Regions from separate parts of the Homo sapiens genome. Here all the other regions are linked to region 1. A link is an interaction called in ENCODE POLR2A ChIA-PET data of the cell type or tissue named here. Cell type or tissue: K562. All regions are shown on one strand. Each heading gives the region's core, and the rest is flanking DNA. Links, peaks and the distances in the headings are about the cores only. Region 1 holds the start of HSPA1B (heat shock protein family A (Hsp70) member 1B). Region 2 holds the start of VWA7 (von Willebrand factor A domain containing 7). Region 3 holds the start of BAG6 (BAG cochaperone 6).

The links. ChIA-PET counts read pairs that join two places held together with the same protein. Peaks named below come from ENCODE experiments on the same cell type or tissue, not always from the same donor. Only the 100,000 strongest peaks of a DNase experiment are listed, where the experiment ranks them.
Region 2: POLR2A ChIA-PET joins it to region 1 with 13 read pairs; 30 of 35 experiments call an interaction of 5 or more read pairs at or near these places.
Region 3: POLR2A ChIA-PET joins it to region 1 with 16 read pairs; 29 of 35 experiments call an interaction of 5 or more read pairs at or near these places.

The regions. Positions count from the first base shown.
Region 1 is chr6:31,823,831-31,833,620 of GRCh38, reverse strand. HSPA1B (heat shock protein family A (Hsp70) member 1B) reads right to left here and starts at 5,883. Exons shown (of 1, transcript NM_005346.6): 1 at 3,367-5,883. The coding sequence starts at 5,670. The coding sequence ends at 3,745. RefSeq lists enhancers at 4,862-5,490, 5,491-6,120, 6,144-6,955. In K562, for the core only: CTCF peaks have their summits at 3,511 (motif pointing right) and 6,213; DNase peaks (open chromatin) are centred at 3,104, 3,520 and 5,990; H3K4me3 peaks cover 3,312 bases.
Region 2 is chr6:31,767,057-31,778,011 of GRCh38, reverse strand. It overlaps VWA7 (von Willebrand factor A domain containing 7), which reads left to right and starts at 684. Exons shown (of 17, transcript NM_025258.3): 1 at 684-903; 2 at 1,218-1,466; 3 at 1,770-2,048; 4 at 2,583-2,679; 5 at 3,386-3,496; 6 at 4,575-4,770; 7 at 4,889-5,058; 8 at 7,899-8,011; 9 at 8,221-8,337; 10 at 8,809-8,994; 11 at 10,258-10,390; 12 at 10,498-10,650; 13 at 10,762-10,854. The coding sequence starts at 1,233. VARS1 (valyl-tRNA synthetase 1) reads left to right here. Exons shown (of 30, transcript NM_006295.3): 30 at 350-494. The coding sequence ends at 418. RefSeq lists enhancers at 4,826-5,120, 4,846-5,140. In K562, for the core only: a CTCF peak has its summit at 4,988 (motif pointing left); DNase peaks (open chromatin) are centred at 4,991 and 7,411.
Region 3 is chr6:31,649,513-31,659,276 of GRCh38, reverse strand. BAG6 (BAG cochaperone 6) reads left to right here and starts at 6,616. Exons shown (of 26, transcript NM_001387994.1): 1 at 6,616-6,853; 2 at 7,501-7,621; 3 at 9,650-9,764. The coding sequence starts at 7,514. It overlaps APOM (apolipoprotein M), which reads right to left and starts at 3,383. Exons shown (of 6, transcript NM_019101.3): 1 at 3,197-3,383; 2 at 2,651-2,805; 3 at 1,979-2,052; 4 at 1,799-1,897; 5 at 1,554-1,652; 6 at 1,067-1,213. The coding sequence starts at 3,310. The coding sequence ends at 1,188. It overlaps C6orf47 (chromosome 6 open reading frame 47), which reads left to right. Exons shown (of 1, transcript NM_021184.4): 1 at 1-979. The coding sequence ends at 214. RefSeq lists enhancers at 6,008-6,587, 6,588-7,167, 7,168-7,747. In K562, for the core only: a CTCF peak has its summit at 6,253; DNase peaks (open chromatin) are centred at 6,296, 6,596, 6,876 and 7,266; H3K4me3 peaks cover 2,689 bases.

The DNA of each region.
Region 1 (9,790 bases), core at 1,480-6,479:
GCCTCCACAAAGTGCCAGGATTATAGGTGTGAGCCACCGAGCCTGGCCTCTTCCTTTTTTTTTTTTTCTTTTTCTTTTTTTTTTTTTTTGAGATAGGGTCTTGCTCTGTTACCCAGATTGGAGTGCAGTGGCATGATCTCGGCTTACTACAACCTCTGCCTCCCGGGTTCAAGTGATTCTCTTGCCTCAGCCTCCTGAGTAGCTGAGATTACAGGCATCTGCCACCACACCCAGTTAATTTTATATATTTTTAGTAGAGACAGGGGTTTTCACCATGTTGGCCCAGGCTGGTTTTGAACTGGTGAACCTCAGTGATCCTCCCACCTCGGCCTCCCAAAGTGCTGGGATTACAGGCGTGAGCCACCGTGGCCAGCCCAGTTCAGTGGTTTTCTCCACATTGGCTGCAAATTACAAACACCTGGGCAGCTTTAAATGTCTACACTGCCCTCTTTGAGATTCTGAATTGGCCTGAGAGAGGCCTGGCATCTGTATTTTTTTAGCATCCCTTAATCGTTTTATTGTTCCATTACGGTGGAGAGCCATGGCTCAAAGCTAAAGTATTTGTTCCCTCTACTGCCTGGCAAGTATATAAAAAAAAGATTAGCTATGGGTGGTGGCATACACGTGTAGTCCCAGCTAATCAGGAGGCTAAGGATCAATTGAGCCCAGGAGGTCGAGGCTGCCATGAACCGTGATCATACCACTGCACTCTAGCCTGGGCAACAGAGTGAGACCCTGCCTTAAAAAAAATATATATATATACAGAAAGCCCTAATTCCTGCTGTTTTGGCAGTTAAGCTGCCTTTACTAAGTGCTATGGTCAGAGGCTTTAGTTCCTCTTTTTTTTTTTTTTTTTTTTTTTGAGACAGAGTTTCGCTCTTGTTGCCCAGGCTGGAGTGCAATGGCGCGATCTCGGCTCACAGCAACCTCCGCCTCCCAGGTTCAAGCCATTCTCCTGCCTCAGCCTCCAGGGTAGCTGGGATTACAGGCATGCGCCACCACACCCGGCTAATTTTGTATTTTTAGTAGAGATGGGGTTTCTCCATGTTGGTCAGGCTGGTCTCGAACTCCAGACCTCAGGTGATCCGCCCGCCTCGGCCTCCCAAAGTGCTGGGATTATAGGTGTGAGCCACCGCGCCTGGCCTAGTTCATCTCTTTCATTAATAAAACAGGCCTTTAAGAATTGGCCCAAGGGCCGGGCATAGTGGCTCACGCCTATAATCCCAGCACTTTGGGAGGCCAAGGCAGGCAGATCACCTGAGGTCAGGAGTTCGAGACCAGCCTGCCCAACATGGCGGAAACCTCGTCTGTACTAAAAATACAAAAAATTAGCTGAGCATAGTGGCCGGTGCCTGTAATCCCAGCTACTTGGGAGGCTGAGGCAGGAGAATCGTTTGAACCTGGGAGGTAGAGGTTGCAGTGAGCCGAGATTGCTCCACTGTACTCCAGCCTGGGCAACAAAAGTGAAACTCTGTCTCAAAAAAAAAAAAAAAAAAAAAAAACTTGGCCCCAAAACCAAAGAAACTTACTATATTCCTTTTCTTTTATACACTTTCAAGGAGGATTTCCAGTATTATGTAATCCTTAAAACGTTTTAAGGATTTAAAACATTTTAAAACCCTAGAGGGTAAGGATTTACACAAAGGTGCAACACAGGACTTTAACCGTTTTATTTATGTTTTTTTGAGATGAAGTATTGCTCTGTCACCCAGGGTGGAGTACAGTGGCGCAATCTCAACTCACTACAACCTCCGCCTCCAGGGTTCAAGTGATTCTCCTTCCTCAGCCTTCCATGTAGCTGGGATTATAGACATGCCCCACCGTGCCCACCTAGTAGAGACAGGGTTTCACCATGTTGACCAGGCTGGTCTGGAACTCCTGACCTTAGGTGATCCAACCGTCCCACCTCGGTCTCCCAAAGTGCTGGGATTACAGGCGTGAGCCCCCACGCCCGGCCAGCTAATTCTATTGTTTTTTGTAGAGATGGGTTTTCGCTATGTTGGCCAGGCTGGTTTTGAACTCCGGACCTCAAGTGATCCGCCCACCTCACCCTCCCTAAATTCTGGGATTATAGGCATGAGCCATCGCACCTGGCCCATTTTATTTGATTTTTAAATTCTTTTTGTAAATTGACAAACTTTAGTTGCATATATTGGTACAAAGTAGTTATTAACACAATATGGAGTAATTAAATCAAGCTAATTAACATATCACCTCAAATATTTTTGTGACAAGAACATTTGAAATTTTGAAATATACAATACACTATTAACTATTTTCACCATGCCATGCAATATATACCCTCCACCCACCACCCCCCCAAAAAAAAACACAAAAACTGGCAGGGCACAGTGGCTCACGCCTATAATCCCAGCACTTTGGGAGGACTAGACAAGGGGATCGCTTGAGCTGAAGAGTTCGAGACCAACCTGGGCAACACAGCAAGACTTCGTCTCTACAAAATACAAAAAATTAGCTGAGCATGATGGCACATACCTGTAGACCCAGTACTCAGGAGGCTAAGGTGGGAGGATTGCTTGAACCCAGGAGTTTGAGACTACAGTGAGCTCTACTGTGCTCCAGCCTGGGTGACAGAGCAATATCCCGTTTCAAAAAAAAAAAAATACAATTTATTTCTCCTGACTAAGGCTTTGTTTCCCTTGCACGTCTCCCCATTCCCCCATCCCACAGCCCTTGGTGACCACCACTTCTCTGCTTCTGAGTTCTACTGTTTAGATTCCACATATAAATGAATATGAGCCGAGGTCAGGAGATTGAGACCATCCTGGCTAACACGGTAAAACCCTGTCTCTACCAAAAATACAAAAAATTAGCCAGGCGTGGTGGCAGGCGCCTGTAGTCCCAGTTACTCAGGAGGCTGAGGCAGGAGAATCGCTTGAACCCGGGAGGCGGAAGTTACCGTGAGCTGAGATTGCGCCACTGCACTCCAGCCTGGGCGACAAGAGTGAGAGTGAGACTCCGTCTCAAAAAAAAAAAAAAAAAAAGTCAGCATTTTTTTGTGGACTCCGCTCACTAAGTAGAAGAGGGAGAGAAAACCACCATAATCCCATCTCAGCACCACCCCTCCCCTCCCCGCCCCAGTGAACCCACCTCAACCACCCCTCCAATACCGTTTTGCAGCTGCCATCCGACTTTTCCCTGAAACAAGCCCCACTCTAATCAAGACGGGCACCTGCAATTTCTCTTAAGGCCCACAATTAAGCCCAAACAAAAATATGTGTAGCTCTAACTCCTACACGTATAACTCTTCAGCAGTACTGTTCTTTTCAGACTATAAAGATAGATGGTATTCAGACACTATCCCTCCGCAAATATCCATTATCTTCACATATTAACAGACAAGAAAAAGTTTAACATTTTATTTTTCATATTTAAATAAACAAATTATAAAAACATACATTCCCAGCCTTTGTAGTGTTTTCGCCAAGCAAAAAAAAAAAAAAAAAAAAAAAACAAACAAACTCGTACAGAAGGTGGCAGTGTTGATTCATTTAAAGGGAACGAAACACCCTTACAGTATCAACATTAAATGCAAAGAATTCTAATGAACATATCGGTTGTACTACAAAAATAATGAAGCCAGCTAATTACCATCAGGTTACAACTTTACAAAGAAGTGAAGCAGCAAAGAGCTGAAGCAGAAATGACATAGGAAAACAGCAGCAAAGTCCTTGAGTCCCAACAGTCCACCTCAAAGACAAACATACTAAAGAACAAAGGCCCCTAATCCACCTCCTCAATGGTAGGGCCTGACCCAGACCCTCCCTTGGGACCCTGAGCCCCGAAGCCGCCAGGCCCGGGACCACCGGCACCCTGGTACAGTCCGCTGATGATGGGGTTACACACCTGCTCCAGCTCCTTCCTCTTGTGCTCAAACTCGTCCTTCTCGGCCAAGGTGTTGGCGTCCAGCCACGAGATGACCTCTTGACACTTGTCCAGAACCTTCTTCTTGTCCGCCTCGCTGATCTTGCCCTTGAGCCCCTCATCCTCCACGGCGCTCTTCATGTTGAAGGCGTAGGACTCCAGGGCGTTCTTGGCTGACACCCTCTCGCGCTGCACCTCGTCCTCCGCTTTGTACTTCTCCGCCTCCTGCACCATGCGCTCGATCTCCTCCTTGCTCAGGCGGCCCTTGTCGTTGGTGATGGTGATCTTGTTGGCCTTGCCGGTGCTCTTGTCCGTGGCCGTGACGTTCAGGATGCCGTTGGCATCGATGTCGAAGGTCACCTCGATCTGGGGCACGCCCCTGGGGGCCGGAGGGATGCCGCTCAGCTCGAAGCGCCCCAACAGATTGTTGTCTTTCGTCATGGCCCTCTCGCCCTCGTACACCTGGATCAGCACCCCGGGTTGGTTGTCGGAGTAGGTGGTGAAGATCTGCGTCTGCTTGGTGGGGATGGTGGAGTTGCGCTTGATCAGGGCAGTCATCACGCCTCCGGCCGTCTCCAGCCCCAGCGACAGGGGAGCCACGTCCAGCAGCAGCAGGTCCTGCACGTTCTCGGACTTGTCCCCCATCAGGATGGCCGCCTGCACCGCCGCCCCGTAGGCCACAGCCTCGTCGGGGTTGATGCTCTTGTTCAGGTCGCGCCCGTTGAAGAAGTCCTGCAGCAGCTTCTGCACCTTGGGGATGCGGGTGGAGCCCCCGACCAGGACCAGGTCGTGAATCTGGGCCTTGTCCAGCTTGGCGTCGCGCAGAGCCTTCTCCACGGGCTCCAGGGTGCTTCGGAACAGGTCGGAGCACAGCTCCTCGAACCTCGCCCTGGTGATGGACGTGTAGAAGTCGATGCCCTCAAACAGGGAGTCGATCTCCAGGCTGGCCTGGGTGCTGGACGACAGGGTCCTCTTGGCCCTCTCGCAGGCGGTGCGCAGCCGCCTCACGGCTCGCTTGTTCTGGCTGATGTCCTTCTTGTGTTTTCTCTTGAACTCCTCCACGAAGTGGTTCACCAGCCTGTTGTCAAAGTCCTCCCCACCCAGGTGGGTGTCCCCGGCCGTGGCCTTCACCTCGAAGATGCCGTCGTCGATCGTCAGGATGGACACGTCGAAGGTGCCCCCGCCCAGGTCAAAGATGAGCACGTTGCGCTCCCCCTTGCCCGTTCTGTCCAGGCCGTAGGCGATGGCGGCGGCCGTGGGCTCGTTGATGATCCGCAGCACGTTGAGCCCCGCGATCACACCCGCATCCTTGGTGGCCTGGCGCTGCGAGTCGTTGAAGTAGGCCGGCACGGTGATCACCGCGTTGGTCACCGGGTAGCCCAGGTACGCCTCGGCGATCTCCTTCATCTTGGTCAGCACCATGGACGAGATCTCCTCGGGGTAGAATGCCTTGGTCTCCCCCTTGTAGCTCACCTGCACCTTGGGCTTGTCTCCGTCGTTGATCACCTGGAAAGGCCAGTGCTTCATGTCCGACTGCACCACCGGGTCGCCGAACTTGCGGCCAATCAGCCGCTTCGCGTCAAACACGGTGTTCTGCGGGTTCAGCGCCACCTGGTTCTTGGCCGCATCCCCGATGAGCCGCTCGGTGTCCGTGAAGGCCACGTAGCTGGGGGTGGTGCGGTTGCCCTGGTCGTTGGCGATGATCTCCACCTTGCCGTGTTGGAACACCCCCACGCAGGAGTAGGTGGTGCCCAGGTCGATGCCGATCGCCGCGGCTTTGGCCATGCCGGTGCCCTGCTCTGTGGGCTCCGCTCTGAGACTGGGGGCTGGAAACGGCGGACGGGATCCGCGACAAGAGCTCAGTCCTTCGGAACGCCGGAAACTCAACACGCCGGTGCCTGCAGCCGCACAGGTTCGCTCTGGAAAGCCTTGGGACCGCGGGAGTCACTCTCGAAAGACGAAGCGGACCCTCGCAGCAGCTCCTCAGGCTGGCCGTTTTCCGGACCGCGCGCCCCTCGGCTTTTATAAGTCGTCGTGGAGACCCGCCTTTCCCCTTCTGAGCCAATCACCAAGCTCGATGAGGCTGCCAGGTCGGGAATATTCCAGGGGTTTCGCCTCCCGTCCTGCCCCCCAGCCTTCCTTGGACCAATCAGAGGGCAGGGTGCCGCCCTCTGCTCAGAACTCTCCAGAGTCTTCTGGGATTCACTGGAGGGGACAGGGGCCCTGAGAGAAAGGGGGAGTGGTGGTGGGAAGGGTGTTGGTCTCCATGGCGATGCTGGCCGCCTGCCCTTCAGTAGGTAATTGACAGGAAGGGCCCGCTCTGGGCGGTGCGAGATTGGTCGGATGACTTTGGAGACAACCAGAACCCGAAAGTTACCTTGTTTCTCGAAGGAGGCGGTGCATCGATGTGCCTGGGAAACTCTGATTGGACTGTGTCTGTGAAGGACGGAGCAGCCTTGGGTCCTTTCTCCGAGGCACCTAATGGCCTAGTCTGCCTGAGAAACGGACCGGCTCTCCCGGATGTTTTTTCCGTCTTAATGGGAAGGAGAAGGAAAGAGATAATGCAATATAGTTTTTGACATAATCTTTAACCTACAAGGATAGAACAACTGGGAATAGGAGCCTTTAAATTTTCACAAGGAAAGCAGTTGTGTAAACAGGCAGTTCTTAGCAAGACAGGGGCACCCATCCAAGGAGGAAGGGAGGCGCTGGTCGGGTAATGGGAGCAGTGGGTCCGCCGCACCCCTGTCCCCGCCCTCAGCCGCTCCCCTCAGCTGCAACCAGGAGTTAGAAAAAAATTTTCCTTAGTATGTAGGCCGTCCTTAAGGCATTTGGGATTCCTCCATTTCCCTCCCCATTCCTAGCTTGGGGTCTGGGACACCTCCTTCCTACTTTCTCAATTCCTGGTTCACTCCTGGACGGTGTGTAGAAGTAGGACCTCACAGTCCCGAGTAAGATTTTCTGTCTGTCCCTGAAACCCCTAGGCTGTTACCGTTTTTAGGTCAAATTTAACAAGATGGTGACCCTGGGAGGGAGGTGCGGGGGGTGTTTAGCTCTCTTTAACATCACATACTACAGCTGTTTGGCAGGTGGCCCTCTTTAAGCAAACTGTGTGGAGTGATGCTGGAAAGCAGGAGGGGTTGGGACCCAGGTTCTAGTTACTAGCTCCTCTTAACACCTCAGGTTATGTGTCTTAAGTTTGTTGTTTTCGTTTTGAGACAGTCTCGCTCTGTCGCCCAAGCTGGAGTGCAGTGGCGTGATCTCGGCTCACTGCAACCTCCGCCTCCCGGGTTTAAGCAATTCTCCTACCTCAGCCTCCTGAGTAGCTAGGATTACAGGCGTGCGCCACCACGCCTGGCTAATTTTTGTATTTTTAGTAGAGACAGGGTTTCCCCATGTTGGTCAGGCTGGTCTCGAACTCCTGACCTCGTGATCCGCCCATGTTGGTCAGGCTGGTCTCGAACTCCTGACCTCGTGATCCGCCCACCTCGGGCTCCCAAAGTGCTGGGATTACAGGCGTGAGCCACCATTCCCGGCCTGTTGTTTTTGTTTGTTTGTTTTGAGACTGAGTCTCACTCTGTCGCCCAGGCTGGAGTGCAGTGGTGAGATCTCTGCTCATTGCAACCTCTGCCCCTGGGGTTCAAACAATTCTGCTGCCTCAGCCTCCCCAATAGCTGGAATTACAGGATGTGCCACCACGCCGGGCTAATTTTTGTATTTTTAATAGAGACAGGGTTTCGCCATGTTGGCCAGGCTGAATGTGTCTAAGTTTTTATCCTAGATTCCAACTTCCTGCGGATTCTCCTTCCTCCTGTTTTAAATACGGTTGCATTTAGTAATTTACTTTCCCTTTGTTTTTTTCCTTCATTCTTAGTGTGAATGCAAGACCCTTTGTTAGGCGTCTGAAAGGAAAATGTGAGGGGGTTGAAGCAATAGTACTGTGTTTACAACCTACCACAAAAAAAAAAAAGAAAAGAAAAAAAAAATAGCCTCATTGCCATGGCGATATTCCTTGAGCACAAATGAAAGGAAGAAGTTACTGATGAAGGAATAATCCTGTTTTTAAACACTTTGCTCAATTGGCACTTTTCATATGCACACCTGCACACACACACCTGTCCACTATCAAAACACCTCTTCCTGGAATTTAAGGGTATTCATTTGTTTATAATTCACTGATCTAAACTCATGTTGCAAATAAATTGCTTTAACAATATGTGTGTGTCTGTATGTGCAGGTAGGTGATAACTTTCACATTCAGCTTTAGCTCCCTAATGAATCACCTCTCTAAACTAGTCAAACCGGTCAAACTTCAGGAATTTTCCCAAACATTTCTCTATGAAATGTCTGGCTGGAGATTCTCCCAAACTATGTTCATCTTAGCTGCACAGTGTATCAACACTTCCAGAGACCCTTAACCTCACCCCTCCCTCTGGAAACTTCCTCACCATCAACTGCTACTACTGGCAGGTCTGGATTCATTCCTTCCCTCCTTCCAAATCCACAATTTAAAAGGCCAGCACAGTGGCTCACACCTGTAATCCCAGCACTTTGGGAGGCCGAAGCAGCAGATCACCTGAGGTCAGAAATTCGAGACCAGCCTGACCAACATGGAGAAAGCCGGTCTCTACTAAAAATACCAAAAAAAAAAAAAAAAAAAATTACCTGGGCATGGTGGCGCATGCCTGTAATCCCAGCTACTTGGGAGTCTGAGGCAGGAGAATCATTTGAACCCAGGAGGCGGAGGTTGCGGTGAGCCGAGATCGCGCCACTGCACTCCAGCCTGGGCAACAAGAGCGAAACTCCTTCTCAAAAATAAAATACTTCTCTGATTCTGCTGAGAAACATAAAAAGTGGGGAGTGGGGGGTGGGAGAGGGGGAGAAAAAACCTCTCTATTGGCATGAAGCAAAGGGCATCACTGTCTCAACTGCCTAGCAAGTAGATGTGGTGTTGGGACCCCAAATCTTGGGTGCTCTCTGGATAGCAGAAAAATCCAATATAAATGCTGTTTTTCTTCAATCAGTCACACTAGTCAGAGTCTACAGTGCTATAGTTGACCTAGCTTTTAAGTGAAGCCTCTGTGGACTAGACTGGAAACCCACACATACATATTCCTTGTCCATTTCCTGACAAGGAGAGGGTCACCTGAATTTTCTTTTTTTTTTCTTTTTTTTTTTTTTGAGACAGAGTCTTGCTCTGTCGCCCAGGCTGGAGTGCAATGGCACAGTCTTGGCTCACTGCAACCTCCACCTCCCAGGTTCAAGCGATTCTCCTGCCTCAGCCTCCTGAGTGGCTGGGATTACAGGTGCACACCACCACGCCTGGCTAATTTTTGTATTTTTAGTAGAGAGGGGGTTTCGTCATGTTGGCCAGTCTGGTCTCGAACTCCTGACCTCAAGTGATCCGCCCGTCTGGGCCGCCCAAAGTGCTGGAATTACAGGCATGAAGCACCACGCCGGCCTTTTCTTTCCTTTCAGACTGGATGCTTCCCAAGGCAGAAATCCAGTCACAAGTTTAATTGCTGTCTAAGGTGAATATATAAGAACCCCAGGAGATTTTTCAGAACTTTAATGTGATTAATTTCAGAATTAGGTTTTTATTGGATTCTGTGTTTGGAAGGATCAGAGCTCAGAGTCCCCAAAGTGAAAGCCAGGTTAGATGCTTTCAAAGGGACAAGAGAACTGAAGAGGGAGTGCCAAGAACATAATTGCTACAGCAGTGTGGGGTAAGACAGCCTTCTTCAGGCTGACGCTGCAGGGTCTTTTCCTTCCTTCTCCCTCTCCTTTTTATAGTTCCTCAAACAGTAGTTTTCTTAATTTTGTTCATTTTAAAAGATGGTATAGGCCGGGCGCGATGGCTCATGCATGTAATCCCAGCACTTTGGGAGGCCGAGATGGGTGGATC
Region 2 (10,955 bases), core at 2,705-7,704, 57 kb after region 1:
TGGGAGGGGGGCAATATCATCATCATCATCTGACAAATGAAGTGACCGGCCTGGGAGACTGTGCTCTCCTGCTTAGGTGGGGACACTGAATGGGGAACACGTAGGCTCTGAGGTTCCTTTGTTCTTGGGGACTCACCACTTGGTGGAAAAAGGCAAGACCCAAGAGGTGGTGGTGGAAGTGGGGGTGCTGGTGGGAATGGGTGGGGAGCCAGGCCAGCCAGGTTCACGCCTCCTCTGAGCTACTGACCTCCCATGGTCCTCGCTCATCTTTCCAACTTTGTTGTCCTGGGTGTTTGGGGGTCTCTTCACTTGGACCTGGGTCCTCACCCACCCCCTGGTTCCACTCCAGCTCCAACAGACAGAAGCAGAGCTCAGGAAGGTGGATGAGGCCATCGCCCTATTCCAGAAGATGCTGTGATCCACCACCCAGCTTCACCCCTCACCCCCAGCGGCTCACCATGGGGATGGCAGCAATAAAATATTTTCCCACAAAATCCTCTTGTCGTCTGTGGTGGGGGCAGAGAGGGGAGCAGAGGGGCTGGGTGCCTGAATCCTTGGGGGCTGCAGGGTGGGAGTGAGGCCCTGGTTCTGGAGGGCAGAGGGGTGCGTCTATCTGGGTCTGTCCCTGGCACTGTGCCAGGCCTGAGTCACGCTGCTTACTCCCTTCCTCCTCCCCAGCTCTCACTCACCTCCGCACTGCAGCCAAGGGAGGCCCGCCCTGGCGTGGGCTGCTGCCTGTGGCTTTGGGCAGGCAGGAGCGAAAGGGCCAGGGGTTGCCTGTCCTCCCCCACCCTGTTGAGGCCTTCCTCCCCCTCTGCTGAGCCTCGGTTAATTATAACTCTGACCTAAGTGCCCTGTGACGTCAAGCCCGGGCCAGCCCTGCCCAGGAGACCCAGCAACCAGGTAGGGGAGGGCCTGAGAGGACTCAGGCTTCCTGAGCATGGGGAGTGTTTCTGCGGCAGGGCTGGGGACGCAGCCAGGGACTGGGGAGGGGGGCGTGGGGGAGGAACCTTGGACCCCTCTCCTGGCAGGTGTGTATGTCCCTAATGGTCCGATGAGGCCCTCAGGTTGTCTGGGTGACAGCGAGAGGGTGGGGAAGCCAGGCTGGAGCAGACACGACTTTTGAGGTAAAGCAGGTTCCCATGGAGACCCGCAGAGCCGGCCTGCCCTGGAATCGCGGCTGCTTCCTCCTCCCTTGAGAGCCTTCTGTCTCCCAGGTCCATGTCTCAGCCATGCTCCCCACGGAGGTCCCCCAATCCCACCCGGGCCCCTCAGCGTTGCTTCTGCTGCAGCTGTTGCTGCCCCCCACATCTGCCTTCTTCCCCAACATCTGGAGCCTGCTGGCTGCCCCTGGCTCCATCACCCACCAAGACCTAACTGAGGAGGCAGCGCTCAACGTCACCCTGCAGCTCTTCCTGGAGCAGCCACCCCCAGGCCGCCCCCCTCTTCGTCTTGAGGACTTCCTGGTGAGCATCCCAGGGTCCTGTCACACCCCTGCCAGAGTCCCCAATTCCATGGGGCCTCTACTCCTTGAGGGCTCTGGTTGCCAAGAGAAGAGACACCCATGGCCCCACCCCTGCAGCAATAATACCCAGTAGTCTTGGTCCTGAAATTAGGAGTCCCCCTCCTTAGAAAGGTCCGGGACTGTCCCTCCTTTGTGGGGCTCAGGACCCTCATACCCAGCCTTGAGTGTCAGTTGCTGAGATAAGGTGGGCAACAGTCAATCCAAAGGGCCTCCCTGGAGCCCCGTCGCCCGCTATTCTCCCCAGGGTCGAACACTCCTTGCTGATGACCTCTTTGCCGCCTACTTTGGACCTGGTTCTTCTCGGCGGTTCCGAGCAGCCTTAGGTGAGGTGTCTCGTGCCAATGCAGCCCAGGACTTCCTGCCAACTTCCAGGAATGACCCCGACCTGCACTTTGATGCTGAGCGACTGGGTCAGGGACGCGCGCGCCTGGTAGGGGCTCTGCGGGAGACCGTGGTGGCAGCCAGGGCCCTTGACCACACCCTGGCTCGCCAGCGCCTCGGGGCTGCACTTCATGCCCTGCAGGTGAGAACAGGGTTGGGTTGATGGTCAGAGGGGTCTTCACTTCCGTGCCTGTCCGGGATGGAGCGCGTCCTATGGTGCCTTCTTGATCATGTCTCCTCCACTCTGGAAGGGGTGGGCACTGGCACGCGGTGCCCCGAGGCTGTGTCCCAGTTCCCCACCTCCAAGCTGGCAGTGCTTCCTGTAGGAACAGCAAGGAGGGCGCTGTGGCTGGAGAGAAGTGAGGGTGAGAGAGGAAGGCTGCGAGGTCAGAGAGCTGAGGGAGCAGCACACGCAGCAGGACTCTGCAGGCCGAGAGAGGCCTTGGGTTAGACTCTGAGCTGGGAAGAGATGCTGGGACAGTTTCCACCTGGGCAAAGCTCTGCTCTGAGCAATGGAGAGAGGGCAGTGGAGGGGACTTGGGGTGTCTGGTGGGAGCAGTAGGGGTGGGAGGGGACTTTCGGGATGGGGAACTCAAAGGAGTGGCATATTAGTGCTGGAGATGGTGAGAAAGGCCAGACTAGTGCCTCACTCCCCTTCTCCTGTCCTCCGGACCAGGATTTCTACAGTCATAGCAACTGGGTGGAGCTGGGCGAGCAGCAGCCACACCCTCACCTCCTCTGGCCAAGGCAGGAGCTCCAGAACCTGGCACAAGGTATGGCTGTGACCCTGGTGGTGAGGCAGGAGTCCACAGGGCCACCTCAGTCCACCCAGCCACTGTGTCACATTCTGAAGTCCCAGAGGGTATGATGTTACTTAATCTCCACAAGGACTGAGGTCCCCCAGTCCAAGCAACGCCTGGCTCAGTTAAGCAGCTTCCCCAAGGTCACACAGGGAAAAGTAGCTAGGACCAGGTCTCCAGACCTCAGTCCCGTCTTAAGTGTGGCTTCCTCCCCGCACTGACTCCCATGGGGCCTTCTCTCACAGCCCCCTCACCCTCTCACCTGGAAGCTGCCTCCTGTCCACAACTCACAGAGGGCATAATCCCCATAGGATTGGTCCCTACACGTACTGTGTTTGTTTTTTTCTTATTATTTATTTATGTATTTATTTTTTAGAGATGAGGTCTCACTGTGTGGCGCAGGCTGCTCTGCCCGCCTTAGCCTCCTAAAGTGCTGGGATTACAGTCGTGAGCCACCGCACCCAGCCTGTGCTGTGTTTTCCAGCACAGCCCTAGTTTCAAACATTCAGGCTCACTGCGGGCCCATGATCCTAGGTTTTAGTTCAGAAAGCTTTGCTAGGGAACTTCTGGGTGTTCGCCTCATCCCAGCTGGGAGGAGAAGCTGAAAAGGTTTGGGTGGGTGGGGATAAAGGCTGGGGGTGGCAGAATCTTGGGTTCTAGCCCTGCCCTCTCTTCCCAGTGGCCGATCCTACCTGCTCCGATTGCGAGGAGTTGAGCTGCCCCAGGAATTGGCTGGGCTTCACACTCCTCACCTCTGGCTACTTTGGAACTCATCCCCCGAAACCTCCAGGTACCAGACAAGAAAGTTCCCCAGAAGTAAGGGGAGAAAGTCATTCCCTTACAGGATCTCTGTCCTGTAGGCCCGTATGCCTTTGCTATGGCATCTCCTCCTAGGAGGAGAGGATGCTGGGAACAGGGTGGGTGGAGGAAAGTCCCCTGAGGAGGCTGTGGTGGGGTTGAGGTAGGGGAGCAACTTCTTCCTCCGCTGATAGGATTTCTCCCTTGTCATAGGCAGTTTTGGGGGACTGGCTGGAGGGATCAGGGGATCCACCATGTGCTGTGGTGACTGACCACCACGCCCTAAGATTTACTCCAGAATTCCCCTCCACAAAGCACCATCCTTTTTATCCTTTTTTTTTTTTTTTTTTTTTGAGATGGAGTTTTGTTCTTTTTGCCCAGGCTGGAGTACAGTGGCACGATCTCGGCTCACTGCAACCTCCGCCTCCCAGGTTCAAGCGATTCTCCTGCCTCAGCCTCCCGAGTAGCTGGGATTACGGGCATGTGCCACCACGCCCGGCTAATTTTGTACTTTTAGTAGAGACAGGGTTTCATCATGTTGGCCAGGCTTGTCTCAAACTCCTGACTTCAGGTGATCCACCCACCTCAGCCTCCCAAAATGCTGGGATTACTGGTGTGAGCCACCGTGCCCAGCCATCATTTATTTATTTATTTATTTTTTGAGACCGAGTCTTGCTCTGCCACCCAGGCTGGAGTGCAGTGGCGTGATCTCGGTTCACTGCAACCTCCGCCTCTTGGGATCAAGCTATTTTCCTTCCTCAGCCTCCTAAGTAGCTGGGATTACAAGCACGCGCCACCACACCTGGCTAATTTTTATAGTTTTAGTAGAAACAGAGCTTCACCATGTTGGCCAGGCTGGTCTTGAACTCCTGATCTCAGATGATCTGCCGGCCTCGGCCTCCCAAAGCGCTGGGATTCCAGGCGTGAGCCACCGCGCCAACCCCGTCATCATTTCTTGCTGAACCCTTGCTGAGGGGTGAGAGGGTCAGGCCAGGCCTGAAAGGGCCTCATTTTCTTAGGAGGCAGTGGGTTTTTGACCTCCACTCTCCAGATCCCTTTCCCCAACCCAGGGAAATGTAGCCACGGGGGCCATTTTGACCGGAGCAGCTCCCAGCCACCGAGGGGAGGCATCAACAAGGACAGCACATCCCCAGGCTTCTCCCCTCACCACATGCTGCACCTCCAGGCTGCAAAACTGGCCCTTCTAGCCTCCATCCAGGCCTTCAGCCTTCTGCGAAGCCGCCTGGGAGACAGGGATTTCTCCAGGTGAGTGGCCTCCTGGGGATGGACCCCTTCATGGGGAGGCGCTCCTGCGGGAAGGGAGAAACCAGGCGCTGGGGACAAACGTGCAGGCCCTTCACTGTGTCTCTGGCTTGCTCCCCAGGCTGCTGGACATCACCCCAGCCTCCAGCCTGAGCTTTGTCCTGGACACCACGGGCAGCATGGGTGAGGAGATCAACGCTGCCAAAATCCAGGCTCGCCACCTTGTGGAGCAGCGGAGAGGCAGCCCCATGGAGCCTGTCCACTATGTCCTGGTGCCTTTTCATGACCCAGGTAAGTGTGGTCTGGCTAGGACAGTAGAGGGGAGGAAAATTCAAGGTAAGGGATAGACTGGGCGTGGTGGCTCACGCCTGTAATCCCAGCACTTTGGGAGGCTGAGGCAGGTGGATCACCTGAGGTCGGGAGTTTGAGACCAGCCTGACTAATATGGAGAAACCCCGTCTCTACTAAAAATACAAAATTAGCCGGGCGTGGTGGTGGGCACCTATAATCCCAGCTACTCGGGAGGCTGAGGCAGGAGAATCGCTTGAACCCAGGAGGCAGAGGTTGCGGTGAGCCCCGAGATCGTGCCTTTGCACTCCAGCCTGGGCAACAAGAGCAAAAAGCTCTGTCACAAAAAAAAAAAAAAAAAAAAAAAAAAAAGAAAAGAAAGAAAAAAAAAAGAAAAGATAAAAAGGTAAGGGATAAAGGCCTGTGGTGAGGAAGTGGGCTCGGGGTGGCACTTCCTGTAGTCCCGAGTGAGCCTCTACTGTGTGCATACAGAAAATTAGCAGCAACCTGGGTGGGGTGGCTCACACCTGTAATCCCAGCACTTTGGGAGGCAGAGGTGGGTGGATCGTTTGAGCCCAGGATTTCAAGACCAACCTGGGCAACACAGAGAAACACAGGTCTCTACAAAAAAATTAATAAAAATTATGTGTGGGTGTGGTGGCACATGCCTATAGTCCCAGCTACTTGGGAAGCTGAGGCAGGAGGATCACTTGAGCCCAGGAGACTGAGGTTGCAGTGAGCCGTGATGGCACTACTGCACTCCAGAGCGGCCTGGGTGACGCAGTGAGACCCTGTCTCTAAAAAAAAAAAAAAAGATAACTAGCAGACTTGCCTCCCACTCTTTCTAAAATGGCAGCACTTTCCATGAGTTTAATGCATGATTCATGCTTTGGCACGTGGCCTCTGCTTTCTTAGGCTTTCATGCTAATAAACCATTTTCTTTTTTTTTTTTTTTTTTTTTTTTTTGAGACGGAGTCTCGCTCTGTCGCCCAGGCTGGAGTGCCATGGCGCGATCTCGGCTCACTACAAGCTCCGTCTCCCGGGTTCACGCCATTCTCCTGTCTCAGCCTCCTGAGTAGCTGGGACTACAGGCGCCCGCCACCACGCCCGGCTAATTTTTGTATTTTTAGTAGAGACGGAGTTTCACCGTGTTAACCAGGATGGTCTCCATCTCCTGACCTCGTGATCCGCCCGCCTCGGCCTCCCAAAGTGCTGGGATTACAGGTGTGAGCCACCGTGCCCGGCCGCCATTTTCAATTCTCTCCATTTCCTATAGACAGAGATTGGTATCAAGATGGGGTTGTTGGGGCCAGGCTTCTGGGAAGCATCTGAGATAACTAGCTACATTGTATTCCTTTTCCATTGATTAGAAGTTAGACTCTCTGGCTTGAGTCTGACTGTGTGTCTTTAGGCTGGTCATGTAAACTTTCTTTGCCTCGATTTCATCATCTGTAAAATGGGTATCAGTTATCACATCAGGGTGGGGCAGGATGTTGGAATGTCATCAGTTAAGGCTATTTTCACTTCTTTTGTGGATCTTCAGTTGCTTCAGGCCATCTGGATGTATAAGTGCCAGTCACAGGGGATATGATTGGTTAGCTTGGGCTCAGAGGCCTGACACCTCCCTCATCCTGCCTAACTCCCAGAGTTGAAATGATGATCAAATAAAATGCCTACTGGACTGAGAGTTGCCTAAATTTGAGTCTTATTTGCCTGCATACATCCTACAGTGGCTGGCATTTAATAGACTTATTATGTTTGATGAAGATATAAATAAAGGTATAACTAAGAACTTAGCACTTATGTGTCAAAGCACTATCTTAAGATTTGCAAAATCAACTCATTTAGTCCTCCCAATAAACCTCTGAGGTAAGTGCTATTCGGTCTCTTTTCTTATGAGGAAACCCAGTTTTTTTTTTTCTTTTCTTTCTTTTTTTTTTTTTTTGAGAGAGAGAGAGGGAGAGTCTCACTCTGTCACCCAGGTTGGAGTGCAATGGTACAATCATGCCTCACTGCAGCCTCGATTCAAGCAATCCTCCTGCCACAGCCTCCTGAGTAGCTGGGACTACAGATGAGCACCACCATATCTGGCTAATTTTTGTATTTTTTTGTAGAGATGGGGTCTCACTATGTTACCCAGGCTGATCTCGAGCTCCTGGGCTCAAGTGATCCTCCCACTTCAGCCTCTCAAAGTGCTGGGATAATAGGTGTGACCATTTTTTTTTTTATATACGCACATGTAGCCAATAAAGGCCTACAGGAAATGCCACCATTTTTTTCAGGGAGTGGAGGCCACCTTCCCACCAGGGACACCTAGGTCTGCCCTGCCCTGCCCCGCCCTGCCCCGCCCTGCACTGACAAGTATGACTTTTTTTTTTTTTTTTTGAGATGGAGTCTGTCGCCAGACTGGAGTGCAGCGGCACGATCTCGGCTCACTGCAACCTCTGCCTCCCGGGTTCAAGTGATTCTCCTGCCTCAGCCTCCCCAGTAGCTGGGGAGGCTACTGGGGAGCCTCTGGGGAGGCTACTGGGGAGGCTACGGGCATGCATCACCATGCCCAGCTAATTTTTATATTTTTTAGTAGAGACGAGGTTTCACCATGTTGGCCAGGATGGTTTTGATCTCTTGACCTCATGATCCACCCACCTTGGCCTCCCAAAATGCTGGGATTACAGGTGTGAGCCACCGCACCCGGCCAAGTATGAGTCTTATAATGGAGTATTGTTATTTCAATACCTGTCGGCTCCAGAAGCACACCAGGCCCCTCAACTGGGGAGGTGGCTCTGGGTAAGAATGAGGGGAGCTCTTTCCTCACTTATCTTAACCTCCTTTCCCCTTCCCAGGGTTCGGCCCTGTCTTTACAACCAGTGACCCTGACAGCTTCTGGCAACAGCTTAATGAGATCCATGCCTTGGGGGGTGGAGACGAGCCTGAGATGTGCCTGTCAGCCCTGCAGGTCTGGCCCCTCCCTTCTTCCCCGTTTCCTGGCCCCACCACCAGGGGGAGCTAGATCCCTCCTGGGGCTCCCCACCACCTTCAGCACCTAGATCCACTAGCTTCACTGTAGGGTTCCCGGGCCATATTCCCTTCTGCTTCATCCTCCGTGGCTCTACCCATTCCCCTCCTACTGCCATTGTTAACACTGGTCGTTGCCTTCCCTGCCAGCTGGCCCTGCTGCACACACCTCCACTCTCAGATATCTTTGTCTTCACGGATGCCTCCCCCAAGGATGCCTTTCTCACCAACCAGGTGGAATCCCTGACTCAGGAGCGGCGCTGCCGGGTGAGCAGAGCTAGTGGGAGACCCAGTGTTAGCCTCCCAGGGATGTGAGAGACCCTGTGATGACAATCTCATAACGAGGGTTGCACCACACTATGGTGGCCCAACAAGCCTTGGTATATGGTGGGAGAAGCAGACAATGAGTGGAACATTTCCTGATACCTTTAATGATATACGTAAGAGGCCCTACCCTTAATAACGCTGAATTTTTATTTGACCCTGCCTAATAAACAATGTGAAGAACTGGGGCTCTAGTCGCCAAAAATCCACTGTGACAGTTACAAGGGGGTGGCCAACTACTAACTGAAGGCAGGGGGTTCTGTCATTGGGATTCCCCACCCCAGCAGCCAGAAGGCAGGCAGAGACCTTATCACAAACCATCAGCTCTGGAGAAAGCTTGAGCACAGGGATTCTCATTCATAATAGTGGATGGCACTTGGACACCCCAATCACTGAGCTCTCTTCTGGGTACAGGTAACATTCCTGGTGACTGAAGATACATCAAGGGTTCAGGGTCGAGCTCGGCGTGAGATCTTGTCCCCTCTGCGTTTTGAGCCATACAAAGCAGTGGCCCTGGCCTCAGGAGGAGAGGTGATCTTCACCAAAGACCAGCACATTCGAGACGTGGCAGCCATTGTTGGGGAGAGCATGGCTGCCCTGGTAAGTGGGGGCCAGGGCCCTCACTTAGGAACTGAAGGGTGGTCAGGCTGCACCTCTCTTCTTATAGGAGAAAGGGGAATCACTCTCACTGCTGTGTTGTTCTTCCAGTCACGGGGCAGGAAAGGAAGTTTCTCTTCCTCTTAGATCCATGACTAGCCACTTCTTTTTTTTTTTTTGAGATGGAGTCTTATGGTCACCCAGGTTGGAGTGCAGTGGCACAATCTCGGCTCATTGCAACCTCCACCTCCCGGGTTCAAGGGATTCTCCTGCCTCAGCCTCCCAAGTCGCTAGAGTTACCAGTGCCCACCACCAGGCCTGGCTAATTTTTGTATTTTTTTAGTAGAGCCGGGGTTTCACCGTTTTTTTGGCCAGGCTGGTTTCGTACTCCTGACCGCAAGTGATCCGCCTACCTTGGCCTCCCACAGTGCTGGGATTACAGGCGCGAGCCACCACGCCTGGCCTGCATTGTCCTTTTATATCAGTAAACCTCTCCCCACTTGGCTTCCAGTATTCTGCCTCCAGGGTTACCACAGGAAGTCCTACCATCTTTTTGGGGAGGTGGCTTGTATTTTGCAGAGACAGAGTCTTGCTATATTGACTAAGCTGTTCTTGAACCCCTGGCCTCAAGTGATCCTCCTGCCTTGGTCTCCCAGGTGCTGGGATTACAGACATGAGCCACCACGCCTGGCCTATCATCTTTTAATGGGGCACAAGATGTGATTGTCTCATCCTGAATCCCTTGCCTCCAACTTTGTCTCTGACCATAATAACTTCATCCCTGGCCCCGTGCCCCTCTCTTACTGGTATCCCTTTCTGCCTGTTTGACGTGGTTTCTTTCTTTTTTCTTTTTCTTTCTTTTTTTTTTTTTTTTTTTTTTTGAGACAGAGTCTTGCACTGTCGCCCAGGCTGGAGTGCAATGGTACAATCTTGGCTCACTGCAGCCTCTGCCTGTTGGGTTCAAGCGATTCTCCTGCTCCAGCCTCCCAAGTAGCTGGGATTACAGGAGCCCACCACCACACCTGGCTAATTTTTTGTATTTTTTTTTTTTTAGTAGAGATGTAGTTTCACTGTGTTGGCCAGGCTGGTCTCGAACTCTTGACCTTGTGATCCACCCGCCTCAGCCTCCCAAAGTGCTGGGATTACAGGCGTGACCAACTGCGCCCGGCCCAATGACGTGGTTTCTTTCTATCTCCCCTTTCTTCTTTGTTCCTCATCCCATACCTCATCTTCTTCCCCATTTTCTGGTCCTGCCAATCCCTCAAGGTGACTCTTCCCCTGGACCCTCCTGTTGTGGTGCCTGGGCAGCCACTTGTGTTCAGCGTGGATGGGCTGCTCCAGAAGATCACAGTCCGGATCCACGGAGACATCAGCAGCTTCTGGATCAAGAACCCTGCAGGTACCTCTGAAGGTAGAGGGAAGAGAGGGGACCGGGGAATAGACAATCGAGGGGATGTACTCAAGGAGAGCAAGTGCTTCATGTGACAATCTCTTCCCTGACCCCAGGGGTCTCCCAGGGCCAGGAGGAAGGCGGGGGTCCTCTAGGTCACACTCGCCGCTTTGGGCAGTTCTGGATGGTGACCATGGATGACCCTCCACAGACAGGAACCTGGGAGATCCAGGTCACAGCTGAGGACACCCCTGGGGTGAGAGTGCAAGGTAAGGAGGGAGGTGTTCCTGGGAAGGGGAAGCAGAGACTGCAGGCCTCAGAGAACACGATCAGTCACATTCCTTTCAGGAAGGGCTCTGACTGCCTTTGCCCTTTCCCAGCCCAGACCTCCCTGGACTTCCTCTTCCACTTTGGGATCCCCATGGAGGATGGACCCCACCCTGGCCTCTACCCCCTGACTCAGCCAGTTGCAGGTACATTTATTCCCTGAGCCCCCACCCACCTAACCCCCAGTTTTATATATATATATAAAATATATAATATATAATATATATATTATATATATAATGTATAT
Region 3 (9,764 bases), core at 4,531-9,530, 180 kb after region 1:
CTTCCTGGCTGCCCTGCATGGGCTCCATGCTGTTCTGAGCCTACTTACTGCCCACCCTTTGCACTTCGCCTGCCTCTTTGGTCTCCTGCAGGCCTTGGTGCTGGCTGTCAGCCTCCGGGAGCCCAATGGGGATGAGGCGGCCACTGACTGGGAGAGTGAGGGGTTGGAGAGGGAAGGTGAGGAGCAGAGGGGAGACCCGGGAAAGGGGCTGTGACCGTGGGGTGGGGGCAAAGGGTGAAGAGAGTGTGGGCTTTAGGAGAAAAGTGTGAGGCATGACCCAAATTGTAAGCATAGGGACCTCAGGGATGGGGAAGAAACCCGAGTACGAGGGTGCAGGGCCCCCCTTCATACACAGGAGAGAACAGAACTATTTAGGGTGTTTGTGTTTATGGACAGTGAGGGCACTGCTCTTGGATTCACCAGCTGTTATTTTTGCTTTTACTTTTCTCCCACCTTCAGTTTTTTTTTTTTTTCCACCTCCACTTTTTAAAAGCAAAAAAAAAAAAAAGTATGATGGTGGTGAATAAAGACCAAAGGGTCCTCTCTACCTTTGAAAACTCTCCTGGGGTGGAGGAGACCAGGGCAGGATAGACAGACCTCTGCAGTAAGAGAGTGGTTGGGAAACCCAGGGTGTTCCTTGGATCTCAGGATCTGAGCCATCGAGGGAAGAGTGGGGCTGCTAGGCAAGTGGATTAGGGGGTCTGGATAGGGCCCCACAGGTGACAGGGAGCCTGCAGGGCGGATCTGGTGATCATGGGAGCCAGAGGGAGTGGGGACAGTGCAGGCAGTATTGGCAGGAGGGCCAGTGCAGAAGGGCTGGTAGCTCAGGCAGTGTGGGGGAAGCACTGAAGCCTGTAGTCCCCACTTGGGGGCTAGGGGTTTGCTCACTCAGCAATAAATAACTGTGTCACATCAAATCCTAAATATACCACTACAAAGTGAGAGTTACTGCCACTCTGTTCTTACTGACACCGTCCAGCTGGGAGTTTAGGTGGTAGAGGATCCAGGGGGAATGTTGAAATGGGAGGAGTGGGAATGACGTCTGGAGACAAACCCCAGAATGAGATGAGGATTGAAAAATTATCTTTATTATCTTGAGTGGGAGCTGGAGCTGGAAGTCTCCAGCTTCTCCCTCCAACAACTCAGCTCCCATTGTACCCATCTGGGGACTTAGATGAAGTTACAGGTCAGTTATTGGACAGCTCACAGGCCTCTGTGATGGGGGGAGGGAAAAAGAAGGACAGAAGGGAAGTCCAGGGAGAAAAGCAAAGTTGATAGTAATGGGGTGGGGGAGAACGTGTTCTTTCATTCCCTGTGTCAAAGGGGAGTCTCTAAGGCTCTTTTCCCTCCACGTATGACCCTCTGCCCCCTTTATCCAGTGCAAACTCAGAAACCTCTCTTTTGAGTAGCCCAGAACCCATCCTGCCTCCCTCAGGTGACATCACAGCTCTTAGCCACATCCCTCTGGTGACATCACACGAGCCTCTTTCACCCTGTAACACCAGAAGACTTGGTGAGTCCTAATCCTGTTTTATGAGATTTTAACCCCTTACCTTGATTCCTAGGAGTCAATAAGAAGGCTTTGGAGTCCAGGCAGGAAGTCAGGGACTTGAATTCCTCCACACACTTTTCGGGAGGATGTGGTGAGCGATCTGGAAGGGCAAGGTGGGGTCAGGCCAGTCAAAACCCCTGGAAGCACCTAGCTCTTCCTGGGAGGGTGTCATAGGACCCAGAGTGAGGAGTTCTCCTGCCCTCCCTTGTTTCCCTCCAACCCTTCCTGCCTTGTATCCCTACTCACTGTAGAGGAGAAAGCGCTGGTAACCCTGGCCTGTCTCATTCAGCATGATTCCACCTGGGCATGAGCTGGAAAAGAGCTCAGTCTTCATGTCAGGGCGGCCTGTCAAGGCAGGTGGGAGAAGTATGAGAACAGAGATGCAGAACCAAACTCAAGGGAGGGTGAGGGCTGGGAAGAACCAACCTTCAGTTCTGAGATCTGTGCTCCCTTCAGTCAGGTGGTAGATCCATTTCCGGGGCACACAGAGCCCATCTTTCCTGCAGAGGTGGTGGTGGCAAGGAGGAAAGAATGAGCATCACCCCAACCATAGTGTCCCAGCTTCTTTTTTTTTTTTTTGAGACAGAGTCTCACTCTGTTGCCCAGGCTGGAGTGCAGTGGCGCCATCTCGGCTCACTGCAAGCTCTGCCTCCCGGGTTCACGCCATTCTCCTGCCTCAACCTCGTGAGTAGCTGGGACTACAGGTGCCCACCACCATGCCCAGCTAGTTTTTTATATTTTTAGTAGAGACGGGGTTTCACTGTGTTAGCCAGGATGGTCTCGATCTCCTGACCTCGTGATCTGTCCGCCTCAGCCTCCCAAAGTGCTGGGATTACAGGCGTGAGCCACCACGTCTGGCCTGTCCCGGCTTCTATTTACTCCATTGTATTTGTTATTGAAGCCCAGCTCTCCTTGGGTTTCAAGCTACCAAGCATTGGTTAGGCACATCTTTCTCCAGAGGGCAATTAATACAGCCACTGAATTCCGTGGGCCAAGCATAGTAGATATACCAGCTAAGAGGCCAGCTCTTGGTGGGTGGATTCTCACACTTTGGGCAGAGACTGAACCCAGTGATGCTTCTGCCTCCTTACCACTCACATGCGGATGGTAGCACGAAGGTGGAGCTGCATCGGGGCAGAGCCAGCAGCCATATTGAAGACAATGTTGTCCACAGGGTCAAAAGTTGCCAACTCCTCCTTGGTGGGAGCTGCCCCTGCGATAAAGTACCACTGGCCCAAGTGGACCTCTGGGAACTGGAGAGACAATGAAGGGAGCAAAAGAGGGTGGGTTCCAGCACAGGATGGGTTCAACCTCTTCATCAGTCAAAACAGCAAGATTTAGGGGTAGAGGTGTTGGCTGCCTTCCTCTTTCCAACTGGGGATTGGATCCATGACAAAGAGTCATTAAATGACTTTTCCTCTTTGCCCCTCCCCAGTCAACCTGGGTAACCACCCCACCCCCCAATTCTGCCATGCCTCTGCATTGATGGCCACAGTACTGATATTTTTCTTCTTGCTTTCATTATCACAACACTCACACCCCCTTCCTCTCTTCCTTTCCCAAGATGGTCTCCAGTCATCCTAGGCCATCCACCCAAGTCCCTCAGAGCCTCCACCATAGGCTTCCCCCAATCTCAGTCCATACCTCCTTCCCATCCACGCCCAGAGTTGTCAGTTGACTGTGCTCAGGGCACTGGTAGATGGAGTTAAGGATAATACCATAGAAGTAGAGCAGAGCTGCCCAAATTTGGTGGAACATCTTCAGGCAGGAGGGAGCTGGTGCTCTGTGTGCCTTAACTGCTCTCTCCCCTACTGGCTGCTCAGTCCACTCTGCTTTCAGCTCCCTTGCGTTCGACCCTTGACCCTTTCACCTGCTAATGAGTAACTTCAACCTTGTTTTCCAACCCAAACCTGGATTACTTAGTGTTTGGGACTTCCTCCCCCTCTTCCGGATGCAACCACTCCATAGTACACCCTGGCATGTCCAGGGTTTCTCAGGAGTTATGAGGAGAGCTGAGCTGTCCAGGGAGAAGCCTGTGGTCTTTGAACCTGTATCTGAGCTGGTTATTTGTTGCACTGTGCAGCACTGAAGGGAAGTAGCTTGACTGGGCCTCTCATTCATTCACTTAGCAAACTGTTTTGAATCCCAAGTCCCAGTTGTTTCCCAAGAACTAGCTAATCCCCGGGGACATAAAAAAACGAATAAGACATAGCCCCTGATCTTGAAGAAGTCGTTAGAGGGAAAACTAGCTGTGTAGACAAACCATTGCAATACAACTTGGTAAATGCTTTAGAACAGGTATGATGCAGGTGCTGGGGCACGGTGGATTGCTCTCTTTAGTTTACAATTAGAAAAATATGTATACCCTGGCAGTGTTCACTGACACATTCACTCAACATTTATTACTACAAAGAGGCTATGTAATCTGGCTGTTAGAGAGGATAGATGTTGGTGTCAGGCAGAATGTGTCCAAACCCTAACTACAGGCAGGGCAGGTAGCTCATGCCTGTAATCTCAGCACTTTGAGAGGCCAAGGTGGGCGGATGGCTTGAGCCCAGGAGTTCAAAACCAGCCTGGGCTACATGGCAAAACTCTGTCTCTACAAAAAATACAAAAATTAGCCGATGTGGTGGCACACGCCTGTAGTCCCAGCTACTAGGGAGGCTGAGGAGGGAGGATTGCTTGAGCCTGGGATGTCGAGGCTGCAATGAGCCCTGATTGTGCCACTGCACTCCAGCTTGGGCGACAGAGACTCTGTCTCCAAACAAACAAAACACCACCAACCCCTAACTGCTATGTCTGTTTTTTCATCTGTAAAATTGGCAAATCATCAATCTTATAGGATTAAATGAAATAATGCACATAAAGCCCTTAGCAAAGACTTGCACATGGTAAGTCCAAAGTATATATTTGCTATAATTAATAGTAATGTTTGCAAAGCACTTAGTTTCTGGTGGGTAATAAGTTCTCAAATAATAGGCAGTAAGAATTGCCAAATAGGTTGTCCTTGGATAGCACCAAGTGACTGGAGCAGTTAATGCTGTGAGAGATGGATCTTCCTCGATAGATTATTTATTTACTTATTTATTTTTAAGACAGGGTCTCACTCTGTCGCCCAGGCATGACTTTGACTTCCCCGGCTCAGATGATTCCCGAGTAGGAGGTATAGGTGCACGCCATCACGCCTAGCTAATTTTTTGTAGACACGGAGTTTCACCATGTTGCCCCAGGCTGGTATTAAACTCCTGAGCTCAAGCAGTCGGCCCACCTTAGCCTCCTAAAGTGTTGGGATTACAGGCATGAGCCACCACACCTAGCTTGATAAATTTATATCCCATGGACTGCCACAAAAAATTTGCCGAGGGCTGAGGCTTGCGATTTAGTTAAAAAACAAACAAAATTTGGGTGACCAGTATATTAGAGTTTATTAATACTGTTCTATTTTGGTGTAATGTTTGAATTTTTTTTTTTTTTTTTTTGAGATGGGAGTCTCGTTCTGTTGCCCAAGCTGGAGTGCAGTGGCGCGATCTTGGCTCACTGCAATCTCCACCTCCCGGGTTCAAAGCAATTCTCTGCCTCAGCCTCCCAAGTAGCTGGGATTACAGGCGCCCGCCACCACGCCAGGCTAATTTTTGTATTTTTAGTAGAGATGGGGTTTCACCATTTTGGCCAGGCTGGTCTTGAACTCCTGACCTCGTGATCCACCCGCCTCATCCTCCCAAGTGTGAGTCACTGCGCCCGGCCGAAAATTTTTGTAATAAAAAGCTAAAATGTGGTTAGGCACAGTAGCTCACACCTATAATCCCAGCACTTTGGGAGGCCAAGTCTGCAAGACCAGGCTGGGCAACATAGCAAGACCCCATCTCTATAAAAATAAAATTAGCCAGGTGTGGTGGTGTGCATCTGTGGTCCCTACTAGGGAGGCTGAGGTGGGAAGATCGGTTGGGCTCGGGAGGCAGAGGCTACAGTGAGTTGTGATTGCGCCACTGCACTCCAGCCTGGGCGACAAAGCGAGACCCTCTCTCAAAAAAATAAGCTAAAATGTTAACAGCTTTTTATTGGGGCAGTAAAGTACAAGTGCTCGATCTGGAGTCCTGTAGGCCTGGATTTGTCAATTCTGACACTTATGTTCGTCTAAGTGTACTCACTTAAAAAATGTTAAAAGCTCGTTAAAAGGCTTTTTAAAATAATACACAAAACCCGTAGTATATGGGCTGGCACAAGTGCTCATTAAACAGCTGCTTATTAGAACTCTTAACTAAAATATAACCAGGACCTGGGTATAAACTACGAATCCCAGAAAGGTTGGACACCCCAACAGCGATGTGTCTTTCTGGAGGACTCGCAGTTTCGCGGGGCCGAGGCCCTTGGCCCAGGGCAGGTTAAGAGAAGAGGGCACGGAGAGGCGGTAATGCCTCCACCCCCGGCCTTCGGAAGCACGCTGGCCGGCCTTTAAATTCCCCACGGTCAGGGTCTTGTCTTTCTGTCCACTCGGACTCCATTTGCTCCCAATTCTCAAACTCGGAAGCGCCTCTTTTCTTGACAAGTCGTGCAACTTAGTAGCACGTTTACTTTTCCTAAAACGTGTCATGTCCCCTTGGCCACACACCGACGAATGTGACGCCCACAGCCCTTAAAACGCCCACCCGGCAGAACCGAAATCTAGCCCAACCAAGCAACCGAGAACAAAATTGACCAGTGCCGCCCCCAAACGCCTACTGAAAGAGTAACTTCCGGAGGCACAGAAGAAAGGGCGCAGCGAGGGCAATAGGGTGGAGAAGAGTTTTAGCTGGCTAGGACAGTGCCGCCTGAAATTATCAGCCTGCCAAGATTTAAACATAGATGAATGTGGCATAATCCCCCATCTCCAAAGTCCAAGGTCCATACGACCGTCCATAGCCCCTCTCGAGGCAGTGGTAGAGTCCCAGCTGGTGACTGTTTTTCAGGCATTTACGGTAGCCACCTCAATCTTCTAGCGCTCAAGCGCGCGCACAGACGTGAACGCCGCCAGAGGGGGGAGGGGGTGGGGCGATGCTTAAGTGTCCACGCATCCGTAGTGCGACGCACGCAGGCGTAGTACGGTCCCCCGGGCGACAGCGGTGGCGGCTCCTCGGGGTGCTCGGCTCCCTCCCACCTAGGCCGGCCCCGGCCCGACTCGCCCTCAGAAACTCACTGTTTGGGGCTGCGGACTTTCTCGTCGTGCCCCACAAAAGTAAAGCTTGGGGACCTGGGGGGAGCCGGAAGTATCGCTTCGAGATCCCCAAATACTATCGGGGAAACGGAAGTGGCCGTCGGTGGCAGGTTTGGGGGAGACCGGAAGTGACGGTCCGTGGGGAAGTCGGGGGCGGAGCCGCGGGGTGGTGGGTGTGTGTGTGTGTGTGTGTGTGTGTGTGTGTGTGTGTGTTTGGCTGTGGGTTAGTTGTGCCGTTCTGCTGGAACACCGTGGGAAGGCAGTAGACGCGGGCAGTCAGCTAGCAGGTCTGTCGCCCCGTGAGTGCCGTTTCGGGTCTATAGTGAGTTAGGAGGGTTCGATGGGCGTGGCGCGCGTGCGCGAAACCACTTTCTCCGCAGAGTGTGGGGCGACCACCGCTTTCGCGTTGTCCCAGGATTTTCCGACCTCTGGGGCGCTTGTCCTGCCGTGACCGGTGATGACACTAGTCTCTGGTCTCGTGCTTCCTTCCTAATCTGACTGGCTCCCTGCTTATTGTGATTGGCGTCGTGGAGCCCCTCCCACCTCTCGTCCTCCAGCTCCCTAAGCCGTCGATCTCCTGCCCTTTGTGTTTCTCTCCCTGTGCCCCGGAATCAGAAGGGGGATGGGGACAGGTGTGAATGTGTGTGTGTGCAGGAGAAACTTTTTAGGTATTGGGGCAGGGATTAATGCTAGGGAGTCTTTCGGGTACACTCTGGTCTGGGCAACAGCGGGCCTTCCTTCCTTCGTTCTTCTTTAGAGACCTGTCGGCCATGGAGCCTAATGATAGTACCAGTACCGCTGTGGAGGAGCCTGACAGCTTGGAGGTGTTGGTGAAGACCTTGGACTCTCAAACTCGTACCTTTATTGTGGGGGCCCAGGTGAGACACCTCACTAGTTCTGGAAGACACCTTTAGCTTTTCCTCGTTTAGGCCCCTTAGCCTGAGAGATGAGCTTGATTTTCTGGTCACCAGATTTTCTTTTTTTTTCTTTTTTTTGAGATGGAGTCACGCCCTGTCTTCCAGGCTGGAGTGCAGTGGCGCGATCTCGACTCACTGAAACTTCCACCTCTTGGGTTCAAGCGATTTTCCTATCTCAGCCTCCTGAGTAGCTGGGATTATAGGCGTGTGCCACTATACCCAGCTGATTTTTGTATTTTTAGTAGAGACGGGGTTTCACCATGTTGGTCAGGCTGGTCTCGAACTCCTTACCTCAGGTGATGTGCCCTCCTCGGCCTCCCAAAGTGCTGGTATTACAGGCATGAGCCACCGCACCTGGCCTCAGATTTTATTTTTATTGATCCCTTTGTTCGTATTCCAGTAGAACGTTTTCTGATGTTTTGTGAGTGAGGCTGATTTTGTTCTGTCCTCCACATGGATAGAACTTAATGCAGAGGGAAATACAGAGGAAGGAAGAATCTGTGTGTCATCATCATGGGTGGACCCCAACCCAAAGGGACAGGCATGGCTCTGGCCTTTGGGAAGGGAAACAGCACAGGAACCCTAAGCAAGTGTGTCTTACTGATAGACATTGGTCAGGTCTATGCTGTGTTCTTAAAGGGTAGAAATCAGAACCCATAATGGAGATAGGTCCTTGATAGACTGTTGAGTGAAATTACTAATTTTTATGGCATAGCTTGAGTCTCTTGAGCTTAAAGCCTTGGACATAGCTATCTGTGTCTTTACTCCTGTAATACTTGGAGACAAATTGCATGTGGGGTGGTCCATGGTTTTCTAAAATGTGATATTACCTGGATATAAGAAAGCCATATATAGACTTGTGATTAGATGTATATAAATACTCTGGTACTTCCCAAGAGTCAGTTTGTAGTTAGGAAAAATATTTCTCTTTTTGCTTTTTTTTTTTTTTTTGAGATGGAGTTTTGCTCTTGTTGCCCAGGATGGAGGGCTGGGGCGCAATCTCAGCTCACTGCAACCTCTGCCTCCTGGGTTCAAGCAATTTTCCTGCCTCAGCCTCCTGAGTATCTGGGATTACAGACGACGCCTACTACCACGCCCGGCTAATTTTTGTATTTTTAGTAGAGACAGGGTTTTACCGTGTTGGCCAGGCTGGTCTTGAACTCCTGACCTCAGGTGATCCACCTGCCTCGGCCTCCCAAAGTGCTGGGATTACAGGTGTGAGCCACTGTGCTGGGACCTTTTTTGCTTTCTTATCTTCTTAGTCTTTCTTCATTAACCTGATACCAGACCCCATCTTCTTTGCCATTTTTTAATCTTGGAAATCACAGGAGAGTCTGGTAAATAAACTGGTATCATCTTGTGTTTGGAAAGGGGTCACTGATGTCTCTAGACACATACTCCCTTGGATGCCAGACAGATAATATAATGTCCATGTGTTTTTTTTTTGTTTTTCATCCGTGTTATTTTTCCTGGATCTATAACCTGAGCTTCATTAAGTTTATTTATTTAATTTTTTGAGATGGAGTCCCTCTCTGTCACCCAGGCTAGAGTGTAGTGATGCGATCTCGGCTCACTGCAACCTCCGCCTCCCGAATTCAAGTGATTCTCTTGCTTCAGCCTCCCTAGTAGCTGGGATTACAGGCGACCACCATGCCTGGCTTATTTTTTTGTATTTTTGGTAAAAAAGGGGTTTTACCATGTTGGCCAGGCTGGTCTCGAACTCCTGACCTAATGTGATCTGCCTGCCTTGGCCTCCCAAAGTGCTGGGATTACAGGTGTGAGCCACCGCGCCAAGCCAAATTTATTGTCTGTATTTTGACAGCTGTTACTTTAGTTTAAGGGTTTGCACAGTAATGATCTCACGGTCAAGACAAACGGGTAGTGATTCTGTGGTGGTTTTTACCCCTCACCTCCACAACTCGGTTGTCTGTCTTTGTTCTTCCTCTTTCCTCCATTCTTTCCATTCCTGTGCATGCCTCTTCTTTTCAGATGAATGTAAAAGAGTTTAAGGAGCACATTGCTGCCTCTGTCAGCATCCCATCTGAAAAACAACGGCTCATTTACCAGGGACGAGTTCTGCAAGATGATAAGAAGCTTCAGGAAT